Linked DNA regions of Mus musculus: region 2 is linked to region 1. A link is a contact called in ENCODE POLR2A ChIA-PET data. All regions are on one chromosome and are shown on one strand. The core of a region is the stretch at or near the end of the contact, and the rest is flanking DNA. Distances in the headings are between cores, read along the strand shown. Region 1 holds the start of P4hb (prolyl 4-hydroxylase, beta polypeptide). Region 2 overlaps Aspscr1 (alveolar soft part sarcoma chromosome region, candidate 1 (human)).

The links. ChIA-PET counts read pairs that join two places held with the same protein, here RNA polymerase II (POLR2A).
Region 2: POLR2A ChIA-PET joins it to region 1 with 11 read pairs in Patski. The contact joins the enhancer-like site here to the promoter of P4hb in region 1. POLR2A ChIA-PET finds 5 or more read pairs at or near these places in 2 of 5 experiments (Patski and embryonic stem cell).

The regions. Positions count from the first base shown.
Region 1 is chr11:120,571,343-120,575,882 of GRCm38, reverse strand. It overlaps P4hb (prolyl 4-hydroxylase, beta polypeptide), which reads left to right and starts at 2,630. Exons shown (of 11, transcript NM_011032.3): 1 at 2,630-3,226; 2 at 4,156-4,362. The coding sequence starts at 3,076.
Region 2 is chr11:120,695,638-120,699,641 of GRCm38, reverse strand. All of the region lies in intron 7 of Aspscr1 (alveolar soft part sarcoma chromosome region, candidate 1 (human)), which reads right to left. Among named protein-coding and RNA genes, the nearest start is that of Cenpx, 16 kb to the left of the region's middle. Within about 2 kb of position 1,766, at least 1 of the 3 ENCODE cell types and tissues checked has a DNase peak (open chromatin) inside an H3K27ac peak, as active enhancers do.

The DNA of each region.
Region 1 (4,540 bases), core at 1,381-3,880:
TTTTTTTTTTTTTAAGATTTTTTTATTTATTTTTGTTTTTTCAAGACAGGGTTTCTCTGTATAGCTCTGGCTGTCCTGGAACTCACTTTGTAGACCAGGCAGGCCTCGAACTCAGAAATCCACCTGCCTCTGCCTCCCAAGTGCTGAGCCACCACGCATGGCTTAAGATTTATTTTATTTATGAGTACACTGTAGTAGTCTTCAGACACACCAGAAGAAGGCACTGAATTCCATTTCAGATGGTTGTGAAACACCATGTGGCTGCTGGGAATTGAACTCAGAACCTCTGGAAGAGCAGTCAGTGCTCTTAACCACTGAGTCATCTCTCCAGCCCTGATAGTAGACATTTGAAGACATTCTTTAGTCTAAGATCCTGTGATCATCAGGAGAGTGTCACAGCTGCCCCTCTGTTCCTACAACGTCAGCAGCCCTACTCTGTTATGTGGATATGGCAGCTGCCTGCATTGAGAGCTTTATCCATTCTGTGTCTGACACAGAGCCCAGAGGCAAACTGAGACTCAGCCCTGGTCCTGAAGGCAAGTTGTCTTTAAACTATCACACTCAACTCCCTCCCCTGCCCTGTTCTTTTCCCTTCCATAGACAAAACATCCCACGCCTAGCATTTAATTACCAAAATCCTGAAACTTTTTTTTTTTTTTTTTTTTTTTTTTTTGAGACAAGGTCTCAAGTAGCCCATGTTGTCCTTCAGCTCCTGGTATATTTTACTATACCTGTAATTCCAGTCATTTAGGAGGCAGAGGCAGTACAATTGCTCAAAGTTCGAGAGGCCAGGCTAGTCTACATAGTGAGTTTCAAAAAAATATATAGGGCTAAAGAAGGGGGACAGGGGAGACACAAAAACAAGACAGAAAGAGCTAATCCACCTGCCTCTCTCAAATACTGGGATTACAAGGGAACACTGCCATACCAGCGAACATTCTTCTCTTTTTTCACTTTTTGAGACAGGGTTTCTGTGTAACCCTGGCTGTCCTAGAACTTGCTTTGTAGACCAGGGTGGCCACACACAGATCCAACTGCCTCTACCTCCTGAATACTGGGATTAAAGGTGTGCCACCAGTGGCCCGCTCTTTTGTCTCTAGTTCCAAATAATGGTTTCTAGAACAGCTCAAGGCAGCTAAAAAAATCACTGGGAGATAGCAGCATCATATATGAAGCTATTTCTATTGTACCCAAGTCAGGAATGTGTACAGGCACTAAAGATAGGCAGAGAAAAAACCAAGCACCTAGCCAAGCTGCTGCTAGATTAGGTACTCTTCCAGGGCAAATTCATTCATAGCTCTCCTAGGCCTGCAAAGTCATCCCGTATATACTCGAAGGTTTCCCAGTGAGCTCCGACCAGGATCTGACTCCCTCTCTGCCTACACTGAATGGGTTGGGGCACAAAGGACTTGGTCTTCAAGGGAAGAAACTCACACTAGATAAGAGGAGTTTCTAGTAGGAAAGGTAATACATGCATGTCCTTATTGACAACGTTGCTAAAGAAGCTACTGCCAGGCAGTGATGGCACACATCTTTGATGCCAGCACTCTGAGGAGGCAGAGGTAAATGGATCTCTGAGTCCAAGGCCAGGTTGGTGTCTATCGAGTTCCAGGGCTATACAGGAAAACACTGTCTTGAAAAACTAAAAACAATTAAAAAAAAAAAAACTATCAAAATACAAAACCATATGCCATATTTCTTGTTTTTTATCCATTTCTGAGAGCAGTGTAGTACTAGTCAATCTATATACTTAATATTTGGGTGTTTGCCTTTTCTAATGACCCTTGACAATCAGGATAGTTTTCGTAGTGGGAAGTGAAAAAAGAAGATGCTTCTAGGAGTGAGCTCCCGGGCTGGGCGTGGAGAGCAGGTCGGTTGACAGCCGGGGAGCAGTAAAGAAAGAGAAAGATGGACCGAACACGGACAGGGACTGCTCACAGCTGTAACTACAGCACCCAGTGGGCCGGTGCAGATCTTTTAAGTATTTCCTCGGGTTCCAGGCCAGCCTGTGTACAATGAGTTCCAAGTCACTAAGGGATAGAGACACAAAGTAGAAGATGATTCTGGAAAAGGAAGTCCAACCGAGACAAAATGTGACTCTCGTACGTAATGGAAAGGCTGATTCACAGAAGCCAAACCTTTTTATTATTCAGCCCAACGAACTCAAGAGCCATTTCAACATGTGGTCAGTATAAAGCGGACGGCACGGACTGCTTTCTCCACTTCCCCAGCAGCTTCCGCAGAGGTCTCGGGCACCGAATTCCGAATGGTGGACAGGAGCCTCGGACGACCACGGGGCGCCCGAGAAACGTGCCCGCGGCGTGGGGACACGCCTGGCAGCTACCGCAGCCGAGAAAAGCACAGAACACCGACCCCGAAACTAGGGTCCGTCACCCAAGACCTGGGCAGGGACCGCACGAGCCGCACGCGCACCGGAAGTGGCGTCCCTGGCTTCCTTGAGGAGACTTGGGGGCGGTGCCAGTACGGAAACGCGGTCCAGTCAGAATGCAACACGAGGGGCTTCGGAGGCGCAAGCGTAGCCCCGCCCAGGGGTCCGGGACTCCGCCCACTGCCACGTTCGACGGAGAATCGGGCTGGGTACGCGCATCTCTCCACCAATCAGGAGCCACGAGGCCGGGCAGCGGAAAGCCGCAGCCATTCCAGACGTGTGGAAGGCGTGGGAAAAGTCGCCAGTCAGAAGTCCAGAAAGAGAAAGTTGGCTTTCGCCAGCGAATCAGACGCTGGGGGACATTGGGTTTGTGCGCGCGCGCGCGCGCCGTGGCCAATCCCAGGCAAGAACCGAAAGGCCTCCGGGTCTTTGTCGACTTGGTGGCCCAGCCTTGAGTGGGTGTCCAGTCCCCGCACGGCGAGGGCGGGTCTCTCAGCTCCTTGGCCAATCGGAGGGCGCGGCGGGGCGCATGCGCACGGCGGCTGACGCGCGCAGCGAGGGGGAGGCGTGGGCGCGTCCCCGGCCCAGGATTTATAAAGGCGAGGTCTGGACCGACGCGCGCTCTCGTCGCCTTGGCTGTCCCGGCGGCGCCAACCCAACTGCCCCGCCCGCTGCAGACGTCCGACATGCTGAGCCGTGCTTTGCTGTGCCTAGCCCTGGCCTGGGCGGCTAGGGTGGGCGCCGACGCCCTGGAGGAGGAGGACAACGTCCTGGTGTTGAAGAAGAGCAACTTCGAGGAGGCGCTGGCGGCGCACAAGTACCTGCTGGTGGAGTTCTGTGAGTGCGCCGTGGGCCTGGGCGGGGGGGGAAGGGCCCCTTGTCCACGGACTCCTCCGGGCCGCCCTCTGCGGCACCCAGCACTGTCCTGCGCGGCCGGCCCCTCTTGAGTACGGTGGCCCGTAGCCCTCAGCTTGCCCCACGGAACACGGACTGGCCGGTCCAGAGCTGCACCTCGCGGGTAGCACCTACTGTAAGCTTCTCTGCTTCCAGTTGTCCCAAGAGCATCCTTCCTACCCAAAGTAGAAGTCGTTGTAGTCAGAGCTCATTGAGGGGGACTGCGGGATTGAGAATCAAGAAGGTATCTTTGTGCACGACGTCCACATGGCCAGAACCTTCTGTTAGCTGGGAAAAACAGAGTGGGCTGTGTGAGCAGTTAGCAGTTCCGATAGAGTAGATCAAACGCTCTTTACTATGCCCACCCTACCTGTAACTTGCCGTATACCGGGAAGCAAGCCAGATCTAAGCCTTTACTTCTGCTTACAAGTGTGTGAGCTCCAACACAGCTGCCAGGTTGCCTTGACAGATTGTCACATTCCCATAGTAGAAAGAACAGCTTTGGATAGGCATCTGGACACGTACTTGCTACATATAGTGCTGGCCCAGCAACCTTTTAACTTTTCCTAGATTCTGAGTGGTAAACCCCAGGTATACACTGACCCTGATTGCTGGGGGCAGTACGAAGTTACAAGTCAAGGATGATTTTACAGTGCTGGTGGTCACAGGGCAAAGTAGGGATTGGGGTTGGTTTGTCACTCGTGGCCTCTGTCCTCATATTGCCCAAGAGCACCAGCTATCAGTGCAGTCTCTTGACTGCATTAAGAGGGGTTATCTTGGTATGCTGATAAGGTTTTTATGAAAGGAAGTACAAAGGGAAGAAATAGACCTGGATAGAGGACTACCTTCCAATGTCCTGGTTTCTTTTACAGATGCCCCGTGGTGTGGCCACTGCAAAGCTCTGGCTCCCGAGTATGCCAAAGCTGCCGCAAAACTGAAGGCAGAAGGCTCTGAGATTCGACTAGCAAAGGTGGATGCCACAGAAGAGTCTGACCTGGCTCAGCAGTATGGTGTCCGTGGCTACCCCACAATCAAGTTCTTCAAGAATGGAGACACAGCCTCCCCAAAGGAATATACAGGTGTGACCCTAGAACTGCCCTTTAATAACTGTGTAGGCTTTGGGAGCAAACCCACAGGTGGGGGAAAAAAGGCAGGGAGAGGCCCTGTTCTCAAGTGGGTTCTATATCAACTCTTGCATGTGGGAGCTGGGGAAAGTTCCTCCTTTGGAGTACTTCACAGGAAGTGTCACATCTGTGA
Region 2 (4,004 bases), core at 517-3,016, 120 kb before region 1:
GCCCCAGGAGCCCCGAGACCAGAAGGATAGGACACAGAGCCTACTCAGGACAGTTGTGCTGCAAGAGAGATGCACTAAGGTAAAAGGGTCTACTGGAACCTCCTGGCAAAGATCAGGCCAAGTGAGCTGCTACAGAGGGTCCAAGGCTCCAGAATCTTCCATGACACCTTGCAAGGCCTGCAGCTAGCCGACCGGAGGCATCACACTGCCACCAGGAGCAGCGGGGGAAGCCAGGGAACTCAGAGTGAAGAAGCTCCACCAGCCTCACAGTCTTCCCTCACAGCTTCCATCCAGGGCCACCGGACAGGGAGGGGCTGCAGCAGGGCAGTCAGCAGTGCAGAGGCCACACAGCTGTCCCCCAGCCATGCCTGCCTCTGTTTACTCAGGATGCTCTCTCTGCCAGAGCCTGGCTCCCATCTGCCATCCCGACAGTCTTACACACGACTCCCACCCTAGGTACTTATGGAGATGTTTCTGGATACAGAGCTCATATCTGGAGATGAGACATGAGGACAAAGAGAAGACACAGGAACAGTTGTGAGGGACAGTCAAGCCTGACAAGCCAGAGAGACAGCCAGAGCACCACTGGTACCTGAAGGAGAGAAAAGCCTGTCCTGCCATTCCTCCAACAGAAAACGGTTGGAACCCAAGACAACGTCCTAGAACCCTCCTGTGCTGTGGGAGGACACAAAAGGCTAAGCCACTGGGCTGAGGCTGCGAAGCTCAAGGGCTCCTAGGAAGCACAATGAGAAGCCTGGGCAAGAGACTCCCAAGGACAAGCCAGTTCCGTCAGAATAGGGGCTCAGGGTGAAGGGCATCTTAAAGAGCCTTTCCCCAGGAGGCCCATGCATGTCAGGCCCAAATCCTCAAAATAAGCCTACAGGGTCAGGGCATATGACAGTTGGTATGCGACTACTGAGAGAGTGCCTTAGGAAGAGCTGGCATAAAAGTGTACAGGTAAAGGTGGGTGGCCTGTCTTCCCTACCTGTGGGGCTGTGATGGACTGACACTGGGGTGAAAGAGCCCTTACTAAAGCCTGCACAGGGCTCTGACTCCAGGGAACCTAGGAACACAACAGATTCCGAGTCCTGGCTAGCAGTGAGGATCTTGCACTCTGACCAGAAAAGAGGCAAGGGGAGCAGGAAACAGCCAGGAAGAGCTGACCGGGACAGAAAGCAGTAGTCTCCCATATCCCACGTCCATAAATTCCACCACATCTGACCCCAGGCAATTGAGAACTAGGGCACAGGAGGCACGTAGAACAGCGCCCCTGCGAGGCAGGTGGGCGCCGCTGTAAGCAATCTCCAGGCTGGAGCCACCCCAGGGTGAGTGGGAAGTAGAGGTTAAAGAATCACTCCAAGCAGAGAAGGAAGAGAACTCCATGAAGCCTGGCCTGGCCAGCCCCGCAGGGCCTTGTGGCCGCAGGATTGCCCTACTCATATCAGAAATGGGCCTGCTTGAGTTTCCTCTTTTGACAGTGATTTTCCAGGACAAGATGACAGATGAAGAAAACATGAGAACACTCTTCAGAGGTGACCTCAATCTCAGAGTTTCCAGCTTCCCCATCGACACCCGCCTGCTCCCTTTGCTTGCGGCGCTGACAAGGGCTTTGGTGAGGGGAATGTGAAGCGTTTCCCCTGAGGCTTTGAGCTTACATGAATCACTACAAGAGGGATGCAGGCCAAACCTCCTGTTACTCACAGGGCTCAGCCACCCTTGGAAGGGAGGGCAGGAGGGGGGGAGGCGCCTGAGCACATGGACACCATCAAACGCCCTGGACAGCACAGCAGGACACAGTTGTGCCAGACTGACTCAGGCTTGGGGCAGCTCAGAGCAGCGCTGCTCCTTTCTAAGATACCTACCTCCACGGAGCGCCACCCCAGCACACTAACACACCCACTCCTAGGCAGGTTCCCATTTTCATGTCTATTGTTCCTCACTGTTTGGCTTCTCTACTGTGGATATAAATTATTCCTTCTCAAAAAAGTGACCAAAGCCTTTTTTAAAAGAAGAGAGCACAGCCAGGCATGGTGCACACCTTTAATTCCAGCACTCTGGAGGCAGAGACGGGTGAATATCTAAGTTTGAGGCCAGCCTGGTCTATAGAGCAAGTTCCGGACAACCAAGGTATGAGGAAAACCCCGCTCTTAGAGAAAAAACAACTCGGGAGGCAGAGGCAGGTGGATTTCTGAGTTCGAGGCCAGCCTGGTCTACAGAGTGAGTTTCAGGACAGCCAGGGCTATACAGGGAAACCCTGTCTCAAAAACAAAACAACAACAACAACACAAACAAACAAATAAACCAATAGAGTGCAATGGCACCCCTCGGCCGCAGCAGTGGTACGTGAACATCTGGTGCACTGCTGCGAAGCATCACAGGCACACCTCTCACCTCCCTAAACGTAACGGCTACACCAGGGATGGGATGGCAGGGCCTGGCCAGGCTGGCAGCTGCTCCTGAGTGCTCAGGAAAGATAAACCTCTACGTTGGGTCTAGTGGTAATCCTAGCACTCGGGAAGCAAAAGCAGAGGACCTCTCTGAGTCAAGGCGACCTGCTCTACATAGTAAGTTCCAGGCCAACCAAGGCCACGTAAAAGTTTAAAAGTCAAAACAAACAATAAAGGATAAATATTCAAGACAGGACAGAACACTGGACACTTTCACAGTACAAACTGGGAGCCCAGGTGAGGTGGAACAAGTTGGGGTCCTTGCACTACAACACCTGCCTAATGAGCAGGAGGCCCTGGAGTCTCTCAGTGAAGCCTCAGCACCTGCCAAAACAACCAGAAAGGAACTCGGAGGGAGAGCACAGCACGCACTGCTCTTACAGAAAACTCAAGTGCATTCTCCAGAACTCACAACCTCCTGGAACCCCAGCTCCACAGACCCAACGCCCTCTTCTGGCATGTGTGGGTACTGCACTGATGTACACATACCTACACAGTTATACACGTATACATATTATTGAAAATAGAGATAACATGGTAACACGTGCCTATAATTCCAGCACTCAGGAGGTAGAGACAAGTAGATCTCTGTGAGTTTGATACTAGCTTTGTCTACGTAGCAAGTTCCAGGCCAGCCAAGGCTCCATAGTAAGACCCTAGTCCCAAAACAAGCAAGCAAGCAAGCAAACAAGCAAGCAAGCGAACAAATAAATACAAATAAAAAACTTTAAAACAAAACAAACAAAAGACCAGACACTCAGTTGGCCACTGCAAAGCCGCAGTAGACTTTCCAATGAAGGAGTGGCCTGTAGCTCTCAAAAGTGAACTTGGTCCTCAGAGCCTGAGGCTATCCATAAACACCCAAGCACAGCAGGCCCACAGCTAGCCTCTGAAGAAAGATAACAGAAACAGAGACCCCTAGGGCAGAGTAGAGCAAACAGAATCACAGCATCCCCATGGGCATAAGAAGACTCCAGTCATCACAGACACCTGTCACCCTGCTGTGCCCTGCCCTGCTCCACATTCAGTGGTCCAGGTGGGTAACTCACTAAGTTTGGCACAACAACCTCGTGCCACACCCAAGACAGACCCCTTCCAGTCCCATTAGTCCTAACCAGTCACCAACCCAGGGTGCAGAGGGTGAGGGCCAGTCTTTGTGAGCAGGTATGAGAGGCAGACAAGAAGGAAATCCCGAGGGGGAGGAGCAAACTGGCCAGGGGCAGCCAGACCTGCCCAGGAGGACCAGGGCCTTTGATCAGGGCTGGCCCCTGTGCCAGCTGCTGGAAAGGCTACAGGCATGGTGTGTGTGTGCGCGCGCACTCACTATGTCAGCCTGCAAGTGAACTAGAGCTACAAGCCGGCCTCCTGGGCTGTGGAGGGACTTCAAAGGACATGGCCAGGGGGCGCCGGGCAGCCCCAGCCTCTCCCAGAGCCCGGTTCTGATCGCCAGTAAAACTACCTTCTAATAATTAATGTCTGACATCAAAGGCAGGAACCGCCAGGCTCTGTGAACCATCCCGGGCCTCAGCGAGGACCTGCCTGTATTTTATCCTGTCT